2 separate regions of the Mus musculus genome follow, and region 1 is linked to region 2. Evidence: chromatin loops called from intact Hi-C (ENCODE). Cell type or tissue: heart. All regions are shown on one strand. Each heading gives the region's core, and the rest is flanking DNA. Links, peaks and the distances in the headings are about the cores only.

Region 1 (9,289 bases), core at 1,617-6,616, 99 kb after region 2:
GCACAGAGCAGCTGTGATCCAGAGATAGCCAAGGCTGTATACCTCATGCTGGCAGCTGGACTTGGTAATGTGTAAGTTACCCAGGTGGTACTGGTTTTGAAATCTTGAAGGAGTCATGGAGAGCAGCTGAGGCTTAGCACCAGGAAGAGAGCTATGAGAGGCTGTTAGTGAAAATGCAACCCACTTGCAGCAAGGGATCAGATTTGGAGACACCAGTACTATGGTATGAACAGAAGCAGCTATGGAGTGGAGCCGGTTGGAGTCTAGAAGACAGGCTGTGTGTGACACAGAAGAAGGCAGAGCTGGAGAAGAGACCCAAGCCCTTTGGAGGGGTTCAGAAGATAACTAGTGGATCCCAGTCATTGGACAGTTCAAATTTGGTTTTGATTTTATTTGATTGTGACTATGCCATGATTTTTCCATCTTAAAGTAAGAAAGTATCTTACTGGCACCCACAGTTGAGAGATTTTGAATTTTAAACGACTTTGGATTTTTGAAAGAGATTGGCTATTTTAAAGGGACTGACATTTTAACGTGTTTGGAATTTGTTAAGACGGTGGGACTTTTACGTTATTTATGTTTTTAAGGTGAGATCTTGGAGATGCGTAAGAAAGGAAGGTGTTTGTCAAGCTGACAAGGGGTCAGTTGTACTAGTTGGTTTTGTGTCAATTTGACACACTCTAGAGTCATCAGAGCGGGGCCTCAGTCAAGAAAATGCCGTGAATTCCAGCTGTAATATATTTTAGTTACCAATGTGGGAGTGCCCAGTCCATTGTGGGAGGTATTATCTCTGGGCTGGTGCTCCTGGGTTCCATAAGAAAGCAAGCTGAACAAAGCCATGGGAGCAAGCCTATAAGTAGCATCCCTCAATGGCCTCTGCATCAGCCCCTGCCTCCAGGTTCTTGTCATGTTTGAGTTCCTGTCCTGACTTCCTTCAGTGGTGATCAGCAATGTGGAAGTGTAAGTTTCACCCTCAACTTGCTTTTGCTCATGGTGTTTCATTGTAGCAATGGAAACCCTAAGATAAATCCTTTCTTTCAGAGCTCAGGGAACCCCACAGAATAGGAGGTGGAAAGACACCAAGGGAACAAGGACCTCTAAATCAACATGAGCAAAACTCTCATGAACTCACAGAGACTGAAGCAGCATACACAGGGTTGTACCAGGTTCTCAGCATAAGTATTATAGCTTCCAGTTTAGTGTTTTTATGGGATTACTGAGCATACAAATGAGTGGGTTTTGTGCCCTTTCTTGGGCTCTTTTCTTTCTGTTTGTGTGTTTTGTCTGAGTTTGATTTGATATTTTGTTTTATTTTTTATTTTTTTAAAAAATGAATGAATGAATGAATGTAAACCCAGCCAGTTGGGTAAATGTTAACAACATAACTGTCATTTATATTCATGGGGGAGGAACAATCAACTTTCTCTAATGGAACAACATTGGGAAAGGGAAGGAAGGAAGGAAGGAAGGAAAAAAAGGAAAAGAGAAAACAGGTGGTGCTTATGTGGTGGTTTGAAGAAAAATGGCTTGGGGCTGGAGGGATGGCTCAGTGTTTAAGAACACTGACTGCTCTTCCAAAGGTCTAGAGTTCAATTCCCAGCAACCACACGGTGACTCACAACCATCTGCAATGTTATCTGATGTCCTCTTCTGGTGTGTCTGAAGACAGCTACAGTGTACTCATATACATAAAATAAATAAATAAATCTTTAAAAATAAAAGAAAGAAAGAAAAATGGCTCACATAGGCTCATAGAGAGTAGTAATTTGGGAGTGTGGTCTTCTTGGGGTGGGTGTGGTCTTTTGGAGGAGGTGTGTCATTGTGGGTTGGCTTTGGGATTTTAAATGCTAAGCCAGACCCAGTGTCTGTCTCTTCCTGCTGCCTGCTGGTCCATATGTAGAACTCTTGGCTCCTTCTCCAACACCATGCCTGCCTATATGCTTGCCATGCTTCCTACCATGATGATAAGGAACTGAACCTCTGGACCTGTAAGCCAACCCCAATTAATGTTTTCCTTTGTAAGAGTTGGAATCTCATGGTGTCTCTTCACATTGATAGAAACCCTAACTAAGGCAGGATATATAGGCTCATATATTAGTCATCAAAAGTCTATGCCAGATGCTCTCTTCCTCTCCCTCTCCCTCTCCCTCTCCCTCTCCCTCTCCCTCTCCCTCTCCCTCTCCCTCTCCCTCTCCCTCTCCCTTTCCCTGTGGATCAGTAGGTCACTGCTAATGTTCCAGTGCCATGGTGATAATAGAGTAACCTCTGAAATTGTAAACAAGCCACAAATTAAATGTTTTCTTTTATAAGAATTGTCTTGGAATAATCTTGCTACAATCCACATACCCAGAGAGGCTAAGCCAGGAGGGCATGAGGGATGCAAGGAGCTCCCTGGGAAGGGAAAATAGAATAGATATGGCAAGTAGATGGGGAAGTGGCGTGGGGGGGGGCAAGTAGGGATTGGGAACAGGATGGATCAGGTTAGGGGAAGATGGAGGGAAAGAGTACTGGGAGAGGCAACTGGAACTGAGGTTAAGTTTGAGAGGGAGGTAGAAAGCTAGTACAATGACAGTTCCCAGGAATCTAATACAGTGATCCTAGCCAAGACTCCTAGTAATGGAGGATATGGAACCTGAACCAGCTGTCTTCTATAACCAGACAAGACTTTCAGTGGCGGGATGGGGATACCAGCCCAGCCACTAAATCTTTGACGTACAATTTGTCTTGCCAGCATGATATGCTCGGGTAAAGATGGCACAGAAATTGTGCGAGTGGCCAACTAATGACTGGTCCAGCTTGAGACCCATGCTATGGGAAGGAGCCCACCCCTGACACTGACTGGAGGACCAGAAACCAGAGGACAGATGGCCCAGAGGTATAGGATAGAACCAAATACGGATGTTACTCTGTGATACTTATAGACAGGAACCTAGCTCAGTCACCATCAGAGAGGCTCCATCCAGTAACTGATAGAAACAGATGTAAAAACCCACAGTTAAACATTAGGCAGAACTCGGTGAGTCCTGTGGAAGAAAGGGAGGAAGGATTGTAGGGGCCAGAAGGATCAAGGACACCATAAGAAAACCCACAGAATCAACAAACCTGGACTCATGTGGGCTCACTTAGACTGACCAACAGGGATCCTGCATGGGCTTGACCTAGCCCCTCTGCACACACGTTACACATGTATACCGTGTTGTATACCTTCTTGGTTTTGTAGTACCCCTAACAGAGAGAGTGGGGGCTATTTCCAACTTTGCCTGCTTTTGAGATCTTTGCTCTCCTACTGGGTTGCCTTGTCCAGCCTCAATATGAGGGGAGGTACCTAGTCTTATTACAACTTCATATATGTCATGTTTGGTTGATATCCTTGGGAGGCCTGCCCTTTTCTGAAGGGAAACAAGAGGAGTGGGTGGGGAGAGAGACTGGGAGGAAGGGAAATGTTGGTCAGGATGTAATATATGAAAGAAAGAATTAAAAAATACAGTTGCCTTGGTCATGGTGTCTCTTCACAGCAATAGAACAGTGACTAAGACAATAATGGATTGCCATCTTGAGTACTGGGCAGGAATTTATACAGGGATTGCTAAAAGGAGAGAAAGCTACCTCAGTCTTCATGGCAGAATCTTATAAGCTAGGATAAAGGAACAGAGCCCACCCCAGTGGGGGCATTTTCTTCATTTCCTGGCTGCCAGGAGGTAAGCAGGTTTCTTCTGCCACTCCTTCCTGTTAGGACTCCTTGGTGTTGTGTGACTCTTCTCAGAGAAGTGGAAATAAACACTTGTTTATCCCAAATAGGGCCCTGACCACAGAACAAGAAATGATTCCACCAAAGTCCAGTTTGATGAACCAATCAGCACAGTGTCTTAACAGATGCTTGGGTGAGGAGTTACCTAGAAACGTGTGGGTCACCCTGAGTAGTTGCACTCTCAGAAAATCCAATGTGGGTAGCAGCCTCCCAAGAGCTGCATAGCATCCTCTCTATATACTGGCCCAGAATTCCATAGAGCTGGGGCTGCAGGGCACAGGAAGGAGTGGCTGTTACCTTGGGTGATGGTTAATGACACCCCCTCACTTTTTTTTTTCTGATCATCAACAAACCCAATCTTGCTGAGGGTCTCTGCTCTGATTAAGAGAGTAATGCCTACATTGATTGAGCCTGTTCTTCAAGATAAGCAACATTTGCCCCTTAGTGGAGTTTCTATGTGCTGGTGGGTCTGGGATTGGCTAAGACGTTCATTAAAAAGGTACCATTAAAAGGAGGGAGAGCTCCTTTCACTTAATGTCTACGAGCTTGCTCTTGACTTTCTATTTTTCTTCTGTGTCGTCTTGGTCCTTTTTCAAACTGAGTGGGTTTTGTTTCACCCGGCCTTTTCCCACTGTCTCCTTGTTAGGCTGTTCTGTCTGCTGCTTAGGGTAAGCACGCACACGCTCCAGATCATGGTGTCTGCTGTCCAAGACCCCGTGCTTTAGCCTCTTGTGAAGGAAGCACTTGTGAAGGAAGCACTTGACCAGGGTGCACCCTGTTGGGTTTTTGTGCCATCCGCACCAGATATTTTGCTGTACTGAAGAATACATTGCCCAACTTGTCAAGAGATGACCACTCTTTAAAAGACATTTAGATGGTGCAGACAAGGTTTTCTACTATCTCCATAAGTACTTCTTATTTTTCATCATTATGAACCCAAACTTCCAAATGCTCTCACCTATCTTGTGCTTGAAGGACTTGCTTCCAGGTTGGGAGACTGCGGGGATGAGTTGTCTGCTTAGCTTCCTGGGTCTGGAAGCCTATTTCTCTGTGTTGTAAGCTGGTTTTGCAGGGCAGAGCTTGACCAACCAGCAGTTTCTCTCCATTCCATGCTTTGCAGATGTCTCTTGATTTCTAGCTCTTGTTTGCACCTTGGAAGGGTGCCTTCTTCTGGCTGAATTTTCTGTTATTGTCCCTTTGGTGTTAATTGTGAGCATTGCTGTAGCCAGTAGGGAGCTACCTTTATGTTCTTACTGTCTTCTCATTAGACAGTTTAGAGTGTGCATCATACTAGAATAATGACTCCCTGGACAACTTTTTTGCTCCCTTCTTCTCTGGGAACTTGCTGGCATGTAAGTTCAGCGGTGTGAATTTCTCACAGATAGGATGATCCTGTTTTGTTCATTGTTTGTTGTTTTTGTTTTGCTTTTCTTTTCTTTATTTCATTTTTTTGATATGACATTTATTTTTATTTTTAATTAATTAATTAATTAATTAATTAATTAATTGTTTACATCCCAAATGGTGCTCCCCTTCCTGGTCCCTCCCTCACTGAGTCCCTCCCCCTCATTCCCCCTGCCCTTCTCCTCTGAGAGGGTGGGATGCCCCTGACTATCCCCCAACCCTGGCACATCAAGTTTCTGTCAGATTAGGCACATCCTCTCTCATTGAGGCCAGACAGGACAGCCATGAAGACTGAGCTGCCTGTCTGCTACATATGTGCCAGAGAGCCTCATTCAGACCCATGTATGTTCTTTGGTTGGTGGCTCAGATTCTGAGAGCTCCTAGGGGTCCAGGTTTGTTGACTCTGTCTTCCTGTGGAGTTCTCATCTATTTATGGGTCTTCAACCTTCCCCCATCTCTTCCATAAGTGTACCCAACCTCTGTCTGTTTGGCTGTGGTTATCTGCTTCTGTTTCTGTCCACTGGGAGGTAGAGCCTCTCGGAGGACAGTTATGCTAGGCTCCTGTCTGCAAGCATAACCAAGTGTCATTAATAATGTCAGGGGTTGATGTTTGCCCATGGGATGGGTTTTGAATTTGGCCATTTCTTTCTGTCTCTGCTCCACCCTGCATTTCTTTTAGATGGGACAAATTTGGGGTTGAAAGTTTAGTGGATAGGTTGCTGTCCCTGTCCTTCCACTGGGGGTCCTGCCTGGCTACAGGAGGTGGCCTCTTCAGGTTCCATGTCCCTACTGTTAGACACCTTGGCTGCTGGCTACCCACATTGACTCTTGGGAACCTCCCCTATCCCAGGTCTCTGGGACTTCCTAGAGATCCTCTCCCCCTGGTAGGTGCAGCTTTCCACTTAGTCTCCTGATCATCAAGGTCTCTCTCCTGTCTCTCCCCACACCTAATCCTGCCTCCCCATTGCCCTCCTCTCTTCCACCCAGTTACTTCCCTCCCTATGCTTCCTATGACCGCTTTGTTCCCCCTTCTAAGTGTGATTCAAATATCCTTGCTTGGGGCTTCCTTCTTATTTTGGGTCTGTCGGGTGTATCACAGGTATCCTGTCCTTTATGGCTAATATCCACTTGTAAGTGAGTACATAGCGTGTATGTCCTTTTGGGTCTGGTTTCCCTCACTCACGATATTTTCTAGTTCCATTCATTTGCCTGCAAAAATTCATGATGCCCTTGTTTTTAATAGCTGTGTAGTATTCCATGGTGTAAATGAACCACATTTTCTGTATCTATTCTTCGGTTGAGGGACATCTGGGTTGTTTCCCGTTTCTGACTATTATGAATGAAGCTGCTGAGCATGTGCCCTTGGGGTATGGTGGAGCATCTTTTGGGTATATGCCCAGGACTAGTATATCTGGCTCTTCAGGTAGAACTATTTCTAATTTCTGAAGAAACCACTAGATTGATTTCTAGAGTGGCTGTACGAGTTTGCGTTCCTACCAGCAATAGAGGAGTGCTCCACTTGCTGCACATCCTTGCCAGCACGTCCAGTCACTTGAGTTTTTGATCTTAACCATTCTGACTGGTGTAAGGTAGAATCTCAGGACAGTTCTGGAGTTGTATTTCCCTGATGACTAAGGATGTTGAACATTTTTTTTTACGTGCTTCTCAGCCATTCAAGATTCTTCTGTTGAGAATTCTCTCTTTAGTTCTGTGCACCATTTTTTATTGGGTTATTTCGTTTGTTAGAATTTAACTTCTTGAGTCCTTTATGTATTTTGGATATCAGCCCTCTCTCAGATGTAGGGTTAGTGAAGATCCTTTCCCAATCTATTGGCTGCCATTTTGTCCTGTTGGTAGTGTCCTTTTCCTTATAGAAGCTTTTCAGTTTCATGATGTCTCATTTATTAATTATTGATTCTAGTGTCTGAGCTATTGATGTTCAGTAAGTTGCCTTCTGTGCTAATGTGTTCGAGGCTATTTCCCACTTTCTCTTCTATTAGGTTTAGCGTATCCAGTTTTATGTTGAAGTCCTTGATCCACTTGGACTTGAGTCTTGTGCAGGGTGATACATATGGATTTATTTGCATTCTTTTACATGCAGATATCCAGTTAGACCAGCACTGTTTGTTGAAGGTGCTTTCTTTTTTCCACTATGTGGTTTTGGCTTCTTTGTCAAAAATCAAGTATCAAGATGTGTGGGGTTATTTCTGGATTTCAATTCTATTCCATTGATCAACTTGTCTGTTTCTGTACCAATACTATGCAGGGTTTTTTATATCACTATTGCTCTGTAGTACAGCTTGAAGTCTGGGATGGTGATTTCCTCAGAAGTTCTTTTACTGTTCAGGATTATTTTAGCTATCCTGGGCCTTTTGCTTTTCCACATGAAGTTGAGAACTGCCCTTTCAAGGTCTATAAGGAATTGTGCTGGAATTTTGATGGGAATTGCATTAAATCTGTAGATTGCTTTTGGTAAAATGGCTTTTTTTTTTTACTATGTTAATCCTATCAACCATGAACATAGGATCTTTACATCTTCTGATATCTCTTTCAATTTCTTTCTTCAGGATCTTGAAATTCTTGTCATACAGATCTTTTACTTGTTTGCTCAGAGTTACACCTAGATATTTTATGTTATTTGTGGCTATTGTGAAGAGTGTTTTTCCCCTAAGTTCTTCTCTGCTTGTTTATCATTTCTATAAAGGGGGGCTCTAGTAATTTCTTTGAGTTAATTTTATATTCAGCCACTTTGCTGAAGTTGTTTATCAGTTATAGGAGTTCTCTGGTATGGGCTGGTGAGATGGCTCAGCGGTTAAGAGGACTGATTGCTCTTCCAAAGGTCCTGAGTTCAAATCCCAGCAACCACATGGCTCACAACCACCCATAATGAGATCTGACGCCCTCTTCTGGCGTATCTGAAGACAGATACAGTGTACTTATGTATAATAATAAATCTTTTGGGCAGGGACTGAGAGAGTGGTGCTGACTGGAGCAAGCTGGGTTGACCAGAGCAAGCAGAGGTCCTAAAATTCAATTCCCAACAACCACATGAAGGCTCACAACCATCTGTACAGCTACAGTACTCATATACATAAAATAAATAAATCATTTTTTTAAAAAGGGAGTTCTCTGATAGAATTTTGTGGATCACTCACACACACTATGATACCACCTATTGTTAATGATACCTTGACTTCTTCCTTTCCAATTTGTAGTCCCTTGATTTCCTTTTTTTTTTTTTTTTTTTGTCTTTTTGCTCTTCGAGAACTATATTGAATAAAGAGGGGGACTGTGGCCAGCCTTTTCTTGTCCCTGATTTTAATGGAATTGTTTTAAGTTTCTTTCCATTTAATTTGATGCTGTCTATTAGCTTGCTGTATATTGCTTTTATTATGTTTAGGTATGTGTTTTGTATCTCTGATCTCTCCAAGACTTTTAACATGAAAGGGTGTTAGATTTTGTCAAAGATTTCTTCAGCATCTAATGAGATGATCGTGTGATTTTTGTCTTTCAATCTGTTAGTATAGTGGATTACGTTGATGGGTTTTTGTATATCAAACCATCCCTTGTCCCTGGGATGAAGCCTATGTTACCGTGATGAATGAGGTTTCTGATGTGTTGTTGGATTGGGGTGGCAAGAATTTTATTGAGTATTTTTGCATCAATGTTTATAAACATGAAATTGGTCTGAAGTTCTAATCCCATATCCCTAAAGAAATAGAAGCAGTCATTAAAAGACTCCCAACCAAAAGAAGCTCAAGGCTGAGATGGTTTTAGTGCAGAATTCTTTCAGACCTTCAAAGAAGAGCAAATGCCAATACTCCTCAAACTATTCCACAAAGATAGAAACAGAAGGAGCACTACCTAATTCATTCTATGAGTCCATAAGTCCCTGACACCTAAACCTAACAAACCTAAACAAAGGCTCTTAATTTCATTTCTAATTTGACTCTTTTCAAGATGTTAATCTTCCCTCATTCCTAAGCAGCACATTTTGAATCCTAGATTTAGTTCTGTATCTTTTACATCTTCCACATGTCTCCTAAGCAATAATCTCCCTCCAGCCTGTTCTCTGTGTGGTAAAATGCATTTGTGATGACTGTCAAGCAATCTGCCACTTCTAACACCTGAGTGATC
Region 2 (9,289 bases), core at 2,256-7,255:
GCAGGGAATCAGCAAAGCCAGCCCGGTTCAGTTTGAGTAGAGGAGAAACGGCAGGCTTACACTCCTGTAGTCCCCGCTTCCCCAGAAGCTGAGAGGAATGGGTTGGTTGCAAATTTGAGGGCAGCTTGAGATATTTAGAAAGAAACCAAACCTAAACAACAACAAAAACCTCTTTTACGTTCAAAAAATTGCATAATTAATACCCTGGCAATCAAAGATTCTCTAATCAGAAAGATAAAACTCCAGCTGGGTGTGGTAGCTCATATCTTAAATCTCAGCACTTGGGAGGCATGGGCAAGCAACTCTCAGCGAGTTCAAGGTCAGTCATATCTACAAACAAGTCACTGGCCAGTTAGGACTGCTTAGTAAAATCTTTTTTTTTTCTTTTTTTCAAGACAGGTTTCTCTGTGTAGCCCTGGCTGTCCTGGAACTCACTTTGTAGACCAGGCTGGCCTTGAATTCAGAAATTCGCCTGCCTCTGCCTCCCAAGTGCCGGGATTAAAAGCGTGTGCCACCACTGCCTGGCGCTAAAATCTTGTCTCAAACAAATAAACATAAAATGAATAAAAATCTGTAACTAGTACGTACACTTAACAGCATTGCATGTAAATACCACCAGAGTAAGAAGAAATAAGCCCAGCCGACTAGCGAGAAACCAAAGTAGCCCTCTTCTTATTTCATGACCAGAAGGGACGTGGACTTTTCCTGTATATATTTGACATAGTGGACACAAAAAAAAATCTCAGGATTCAGAAATACAGTGAACATTTAGAAAAACTGCCTGTGCAGAGGTACAAGTTTGCAGCACCTTTGAATAACTGGTATTATGCAGACTTCTACACAGAATTGAGGATCAATTTCCAAGGAAAATTCAAAATATTTCACACATTTGGAATATATCGATGTCTCCAAAACAAAAATCAAAAAAAATCACTGATATCAAAATGGCCACGTACAGAAGCACTCGGTGTAGCTAAGGCAGTATCCAGAAGGAAACGTGTAGCCAAATACCTATGATGTATAATGTTGGGGGGGGGGTGGTGGTGGTGGTGAGCCAGAATGAACCTGAAGAGACAGGAATAAAATTCCAAGGAAAACTCTAACAGAGAGCATGCTTAAGTTTTTACAGACAAACTGAAGGTCAAAGGGGTTCTTGGAGCAGAAAAGAGACATGTTCCAACAAGTCTGGAAAGGCAATCATAAAACTGGATGTAAACTGCAAGGACAGGCAAAGTCCAGTCTAAGCAGGAAGGAGCCTGTGTCCAGAATAAGGAGAGCTGCTACCTGAGGAGACAGGATGCTGAGGGGCTGCAGTATCTCCTTTCCTCTAGGGCTATCTCCGTAACCCTGGGCAACTGATACTGACAGCTGTGGGTAAGGGAGACAGAGAGACTTGAAGGAATGAGATGTCAGCACTCAGCAGGTGGGAAGACTTGCATTGGCCACACAGGCTCTGTGCTGCAGCTGGAGAGTCAGGAATGTTCTGTTTGTTTTAGGATAAGGTTTGTTTTAGGATAAGGTTTCGGAGTGTAGCCATTGTTGCCTTAGAATTCACTCTGTAGACTAGGCTAGCCCCAAACTCTAGAGATCCGCCTGCCTCTGCCACCTGAGTGCTTGGATTAAAGGTGTACCCTATCACCCCCAGGGCAGGTATGTTTTTTGCTTGTTTGTTTTCGAGACAGGGTTTCTCTATTTAGCAGACCCCTGGCTGGCCTGGACTTGGTAGGCCAGGTGTCCTTGAACTCAGTGATCCACCTGCCTCTGCTTCCGAGTGCTGGGAGGGTTAGGTGTCTGCCACAATACTCTGCCAGACATGTACTTTTAAAAGCTTACTTCGGAGCTTCCCAAGTACATGGTGGGTAAACATAGCTCTACCATCTTTTCCCCATAAGTTGTTAATATCCTAAGAATTTTGGGGAAGGGAGAGCAGGATAGGGCGTTTGGCCCCTTCCATACATGCACAGGGTGTAACCGGAGGGTTGGCTGAAAGGGAAGGGGTCAGGTAGTGACTACAGAGGGCCAACCTCAACATTAAACCCAGAAAACCAGGCAAGGAGGGCACAGGAGTCCAGGCTCTGCAGCCTTCCAAGTAACACAATCCTCTTTTATGCACCAGGCTCCACTCCCCAGTCCCTTCTCATAGCTAAGATGGGGCAGCGATCTTCACTGTAGGAAACAGTTTTTTTTTTTTCATTTATCTTTCCTTCGTTCACCCTACCCTTTGTAGATCGAGCAGCTGCAAGACCATAGCTTAAGCACGGATCTGCACACTGGGAGGACCATAGCTTAAGCATGGATCTGCACACTGGGAGGACCAGAAGAACCTTTGAAACTCATGCACCACAAGGATAGTGGGTTCCTATGTTGGTCTGTCATTGTTATCAGTGAGGTACCGTTCTACAGGGGGATTATAGATAACCTGGAGTAGTGAGACAGGCTGACTCCTTAATAGGCTTCAAATTGGCAGTCCAGGAGACCAGGCCTAAAAACTGAGCAAGTTCAGGCAAGTAAGTTACTAGAAAAAACAAAAAAACAAACACCCCAGACTTTAGACAGCTAGTCAGAAACTATCCTGCCATTAGAAGCTACTCAGCTACCTAGCCTGAAGCAAGGACAATGGGGCAGCAAGTTTCCAGACCTCCCCATTAACAGTTTCCAACCTCCAACCCCATGCCCCAGTAATGGAATGCCCCTAGAGATGGAGTAAGATAAAGGCCCCCGATCCCCTTAAAATCTATACTTGGTTGTCTCTCCATCTTGGAATGAGAGCAACCCCCCCCCCCCACCTGCATGCTTGATTTCTGCAGAATGAAATGCTCCTTGCTTTGGCATACTATTTGAGTCCGGGGTTATCATTCTTTGGCGAACCACGGGCCCTTACATTAGCTCTCACTAGCGCTTCCAGACTCTCTCTGGTGCACTGTGCCAGAACTCCTATCCACCATGCTCCCCGTCTGCTTATCTGTTCACCACAATGTCCCCAGCCCTGAGAACCTGCCCAGGGCTTGGACAAGAATCTTAGTTTGTGCAAGGCGAGCTGGAGGGAGCTTGGAGTCAGAGACCATAAGATGGAACTCATCCAACCACGGACTGCATAAAGCCACCACACCACTGGGGACCTGGGTTACTGCCACCCATTGTCTCCCTTTTCTGGGCCCCTAATGCATTCAGCTGGAGACCAGCCATGCTCACCCGGGCTGCTGCGGAGCCAGTGGCAATCCTCTACTTTCATCTTCCACATCAGTTCCTGCAGTGATAGCTTGCCGTATTTCCCCAACGAGATGAACTTCTTTAAGTTCTTAAAGAAGCGGCGCTCATTGTGCCTGGTACCCCAGAGACTAGCAGACACCACCTTGCAGAGACAGGCCCGAAGAAAACCATATACCTGCCAGGGACTGCTGTGCAGGCGGAGCAAATCCATGAGGTGCGGTGGGCTGGTGTTCAAGGCATCTGTCACCTGTTGGTTTGCTGTTCGAAACCTGCAATGTGACCTGAGGAGTCTGACATATTGGCACTCTGCATGGTTCACCAGCAGCTGTTGGAACAGGGGCCGCATCTGCCAGTATCGACGCGATAGACGGTGTGTCCTGCAGAGTGGTCCTGATGTCCTAGGCCTTGAGCCCAGAAAGATGATCTCCACCAGTCTCCTGGCCCCAGTCAAGTTAGGCTGGAGGTTGCTGAGTAGGAATGAGGGGTTTAGACGCTCTTGGCCATCTCCCCTGGAGTAAAGGAAATGTCTGGTCTCAATAAATGGCCTGAGCTGAAAGGCATTTTGGCGGGGTGGTGACAGCAGAGATGTGGAGCTGGGCTTGTGTTTACAGCACACCGACCCAGAGAGACTCAGGTCAGACACCTTTCCTTTAGAAGACAAATCTTTCTCTGCAGTAGGCACCTCGGGGGACCGAGCAGGACTTGGCACCCATGATTTGCCTGATGGGGTTGGTAGCACCTGCCTGTGGGGTCCCTCCTCCACTCTCGGGACAGGATAGCATCTGGCCTTCTTAGCTGAAGGCACACTTGTACTGGTGAGACTCAGATGCCTCTTTGTACCTCGAGATGGCAAGGCCAGGGGTTTCGGTGCTTCCTGGCGACTACTGCTCTTGATCTGTTGTAAGAACCTAAGGTTAGTGAAATTCCTGCCCACGGGTCGGGTGGGCCTGTAACTAGCGGACACAGAGGGCCAGATATCCGTGGTGGCACAAATTTGGTACAGGGGAGACCCACACACCTGGTAGGCACAGCTGGGGGGCACCAGAAGATAAAGAGCACAGTGTGCCAGCAGGTAGACCAGCAGGTCGTCGCCCACTCGGCTCAACAGTAGCATCCATGCACCACTGACACGCAGGGTCTCAATAACAGTGTTGGGCAAGTAGCTACGCACGCTACTAGTGAAGGCCATGGGAGGCCCGCCTCTGGCCTCGTTAAGCAGCTCAAAGCCAAAAGCCAGCACGTTTCTCTCGTTGCGCTCGCAGAGTCTCTGCACAACCCTGGCCACCAGCTCTTTCAGGGATGACACCTGGTAAGGAGAAGAGGGTCTTGACACATGAGCTAGACGCACTATCCCACGTCCTCCCGGCTTTCCGCCCCTGACCCATGGGGATCCCGCCTGGAGGCCCACCTGGTGGAAGGAAAGGTCGGCAGGTGGAGGCTGTGAGCCCCAGTGCATGCACACTAGGCATTGGGCAACCAAAGTGCGGTAGATCTTCGGGTCCCCGGGTTGCACAAGCCGCCTGCCCTCGGGCCCCAGGCGCCGCACAAAGGTTGCCAGCGGCCACACCTCCCGGTATCGGCTGCGCAGCAGAGAGCGCACCGCGGGGCAACGAGGAGCGCGGGTCATTGTGCTCAAGGCCGGGATGGGCCTCCCACGTGCGGGAACCAAGATGCAAGGGTGTGCTTAGAAAACAGCCAGGACCCAGGCCACTGAGAGTCCACGACGAAAAAGATGAGGCTGGGAACGGAGGAAGGGGCGGGATTCAGGCGGACCAAGCGTTGTAGCGGAAGGGGCGGGGTCGCAGCAATAGTACTTTTCCGTTGATGGTCACAATGCTGGTGCATGAGGACCAGGTGTGTTCCCCGGCCAAGTTCAGTGGTTGCTGGATGTGTTGGAGTAACGAAAGGGGGCGCACTCATGCAGGATTTCCCTCTACAGAATGCTTCTCGGGCTTCCTTTTCGCCCTGAGCTGGGAATCCCCAGGTGGTCTAGACTGGGGCGAGGTTTGGGCAAGCAAAGAAGCCTATCCTTGATGTATTGAAGGTTAGGTAGGCGGAGGGACCTAAGGTTTTGCCTGTTCCTGAGCTGACTGCTCCAGCCTGCTGTGGTTGACACAGACAGTGAGGTGGGTGGTGGCAATCTCAGTTCTTAATGATTACAGCTGAAATTCTACTATATAGGTTAAGGCTTTATTGTGGTGCGACCATACACTCAGATCCCAAATATGTTCCGTAAACACCCACCACCAAAGGAAGGGGACTAGGTAAAAGCCCTGCGTTAGCTTTTTTCACTGTTCCAGTGGCCTTCACCTCAGAGTCCAGAGCATCATCTCAACTCACGCACCCATAGCAAGGCCAGGGCCATTGGGTGAGGGCGCTTGCCTGTGCACACAGCCAAAGCGGCGACCTCGACCTTAGGATGGCAGCTCTGCTAGGTTGGCAACTGTGATAGTACTTGCACGTGTGAGGCGGGGGTAGGATAGGGGTGGGGGTTGTTGTTGGGGCATATGTAATGACACGACTCTGAGCCATAGTTAGAGAGGGGCTGCTGAATTTTGAATCTCTGGGAAATAGGGAATCTGTGATCTCTACTGTAGCTGAGTTTGGCAAACACTGAAATGCTAACAAATATAACCTTTGGTGCCTTCAGCTTTCTGAGGAAATTGCTTCTATCCACCGACCTAGCATTTGAACAGGCGCGTTTTCATATTTACTCCCTTATAGGAGGTCTGCCGCCTTGTAAATGCTCAGGATTACAGGAGCTATTTTAGAAGTCCGTTTAGTGGACATCAGTCTTTTTGAGGGGTTTGTTTGAGATTTGCTTAGTTCTGCTACTTAGGAGATATGGGCCTGAACTGAGAAATTTATGCCAACAATGAAGCTACCTTAGTGTAGTTCCCCAAAGAAACCAGCATAGAAAACAGTCTCAAAAATAAGAATATCGCGGGGCATGGTGGTGCACACTTGTAAGCTACCTTAGTGTAGTTCCCCAAAGAAACCAGCATAGAAAACAGTCTCAAAAATAAGAATATCGCGGGGCATGGTGGTGCACACTTGTAAGCTACTCTTGGGAAGTAGAGGCAGGATGAGAAGGCATTCAAAACCAGGCCAGCTACATGCTGAAATTTAGGTCCACTTGGGCAAAATGAGACCCTGCCTCAAAAAAACAAAGAAGAGGAGGGAGGGGGTAGCACTTGCTGACTACACAACCCTGGGTTCAAGCATCAGAATCAAATAACAACAGAGTAGAAGAAACTGAAGTGGAAAACGAGTGGAAGTTGTCTACCAGCAACGATGAAGCCAGGAAAAGGGAGCCTTTGTGTAACAGGCCTGCTTTAGAAAGCTGTTCTTAGAGACATGAGGCCAGGGAGAGGCCTTTTTGGGGAGGGGCTGCACCCTAGGAGCTATCCCAGAGACAGACAGTGGTAGAGGTTATAAACCCTGCAGGGAAGGAGGTAGAAGAGAGGACCTCAAGTATCCCTACCCATATAGGAAGCAGGAAATCCTCGGGGACCTGTCATGCTCCAGCCTTCTACCCCAACATGCTGGCAGCAACCGACTCCCACTGGATTCTCCCCCATTCAGAACCAGGGCAAGGCTCTGGATGGGGCTGCTGCTCTGCTGTAGCTTGCCATGTTTGGAGATCACTGGAACCGGTTTACGTCTTAGTGGTCAAGATGGAAACAATCATTCTCATTTACATAGTTTGTCACTGACACAACAGTCTCATACCCACGACTTCATCAACATCGAACAGCTCAGGAAGTATGTGAGTGAATGCCACCATGCACTTTTATAGATCCCAAGGCTGGTGACTCCCTGACTTCCCAAACAGCACCTAAGGAATGTGTACTAGTTCTGGGCTTAGAAGTCCCTGGCACTTGCCAACTTGGCCTCTCCTTAGATAGGTTACCTTGTCCTGTTCTCTCAGTACCCCTCCCTCACAACTGCCACCTTAATCCATGCTGATACCACTCCCATCTCTGTTTGCTTCATCTTGCACATTAAACCATCTATGAAAACCAATAAAAAGTACTTAGGGCACAAAAATCTCTTTGAATGTCATTATTTAATCCTCATGGCTTGGCAAACAGAGCTCAGTTCCTTTTTTACATCTTTGGATTTTTGAGCCCTTGGAAGTTATTTGATGAGATATAAAAAAACAGTAAGATAAAATCATCCACTTGGGGCTTGGAAAGGTTGTATTTGCTTATGGAATTAAGTTTCTTAATTATTCCTTTTGTAAGCACAGGGATGGCCAGCCTATGCGGTCCTTTCTCGGAAAGATGGGGTGTCTGTGAAACCCTTCAGAAGAGATGTTTCTTCCAAGTTGGGCAAATCATCAGATCCAATATGAGTAGCAAGGGAAGGAAGAGAGGTGTAAGATGAAGCCACTGGCTTCTGACTTGAGAAGACTGTTCAGCTTTTCAGTTCTTAAAGGTGACTGATCCCCTCCTTAAAGCGGCAACTCTGCCCCTGCTCAAGAGCAGAGGAAGGCCTACCTAAGCCACTGTGAGGAGATGGCCTTGAGTCCTTCTGCATGATCTGGTTACTACCACCTCTTCTATACTTGACTCGTTTCCTATGCTATTTTCTACTTGACCCATCTACCCCTCCTTCATTTTACATCTGTCTTGTCTTGTGTTTGTTTTTGCCTGTTTGCTTTTTTTTTTTTTTTTTTGAAACAAAGTCTCATGCAGCCCAAACAGGCTTTAATCTTACATATAGATGAGGCTAGCCTTGAATTCCTGATCCCGGTTTTCAAAGGCTGGGATTATAGTTATGTGACTTGGGGTTGAGTACTTATTGTTCTACGATGGCTTAATGGAAACACATGTGTTTGGTTTACAACTTTTAGGGTTTATAGTATTGTCTTAGTCAGGGTTTCTATTCCTGCACAAACATCATGACCAAGAAGCAAAATGGGGAGGAAAGGGTTTATTCAGCTTTCATTTCCACATTGCTGTTCATCACTGAAAGAAGTTAGAACTGGAACTCAAGCAGGTCAGGGAGCAGGAGCTGATGCAGAAGCCATGGAGGGATGTTCTTTACTGGCTTGCTTCTCCTGGCTTGCTCAGCCTGCTCTCTTATAGAACCAAGACTACCAGCCCAGAGATGGTCCCACCCACAAGGGGCCTTCCCCCCTTGATCACTAATTGAGAAAATGCCCTATAGCTGGATCTCATGGAGGAATTTCCTCAACTGAAGCTCTTTTCTCTGTGATAACTCCAGCTGTGTCAAGCTGACACAAAACTAACCAGTACAAGTATGTATCTTTTAAACTATCCCAGTGTACCTTTGATTTGTACTGCATGAGCTTAGTCATATTCGATTTGAGCTTCATTTGCAAAATGCTAAAAGATGCTTTGGTCATCACTGGACCACATATGTGATAGTTGTCTTATGGGACAACACTGCCTAGTGATATTGCAGCCAACTTAGTTTGTAGAGCATACTGTTTACAACAAGGACACACTCTCAGAACCTGTCTCTGCCATTGTGACTCATGATTCTATGAGAATCTAGCAATTGGGATGTTATTGGTGCCTTCTCTGCTAGTGTAGACATAATCTCCAAATGTTATGAACCTCAAAGCATTATTTAGCTTGATGTGGTTGACAATTAAAATGATTTAAGCAACATGAAAGTACATTTTGTAATGTCCCCATATGAGCATTCCCTACTTCTCTGAATTCCTATCAGTGTGTCCCCCTTAGCCACTCCTGCTACTGTTTTGTGTTGAACTTTGTGAAACCCTTTTTGGATCTGAACTGGGTAGCAAATTCTAAGTTAGCAGAATGCACTCATTGCAGTGGTTTAGGTCTTCTCAAGTTGTTCCTACAAGACAGACTCAGCTTCGTCTTCTCTGTGCTTTATGTGTCATGCATCGTTCTAGGCTATTTTAAGATTTTTCTCTGTGGCTGCACCTCAGCAGTTTGATGAGTCCCGTGATGACCTGGAGTTGTGTTTTATTTTCCCTCAGAGTTCTCTGGATTTCCACGTCTTCCATTTTCATGTCTGAGGTTTGCCCAGACATTATTTGTTCAGTACCGTCTCTACATTTTCTCTTCTTCAGAGC

The links. Peaks named below come from ENCODE experiments on the same cell type or tissue, not always from the same donor. Only the 100,000 strongest peaks of a DNase experiment are listed, where the experiment ranks them.
Region 1: it touches region 2 in a loop (2.9-fold over the local background); 27 of 42 quality-filtered maps call a loop at or near these places.

What each region holds. Positions count from the first base shown.
Region 1 is chr13:73,522,866-73,532,154 of GRCm38, reverse strand. No RefSeq gene overlaps it. Among named protein-coding and RNA genes, the nearest start is that of Slc6a3, 9.2 kb to the left of the region's middle. In heart, for the core only: no CTCF peak of the experiment used is centred there; no DNase peak of the experiment used is centred there; H3K27me3 peaks cover 1,828 bases.
Region 2 is chr13:73,622,578-73,631,866 of GRCm38, reverse strand. It overlaps Tert (telomerase reverse transcriptase), which reads right to left and starts at 4,956. Exons shown (of 16, transcript NM_009354.2): 1 at 4,619-4,956; 2 at 3,193-4,516. The coding sequence starts at 4,837. RefSeq lists enhancers at 5,017-5,037, 5,178-5,197 and a promoter at 4,867-9,289. In heart, for the core only: a CTCF peak has its summit at 5,113; no DNase peak of the experiment used is centred there; H3K4me3 peaks cover 1,372 bases; H3K27ac peaks cover 1,070 bases; H3K27me3 peaks cover 1,131 bases.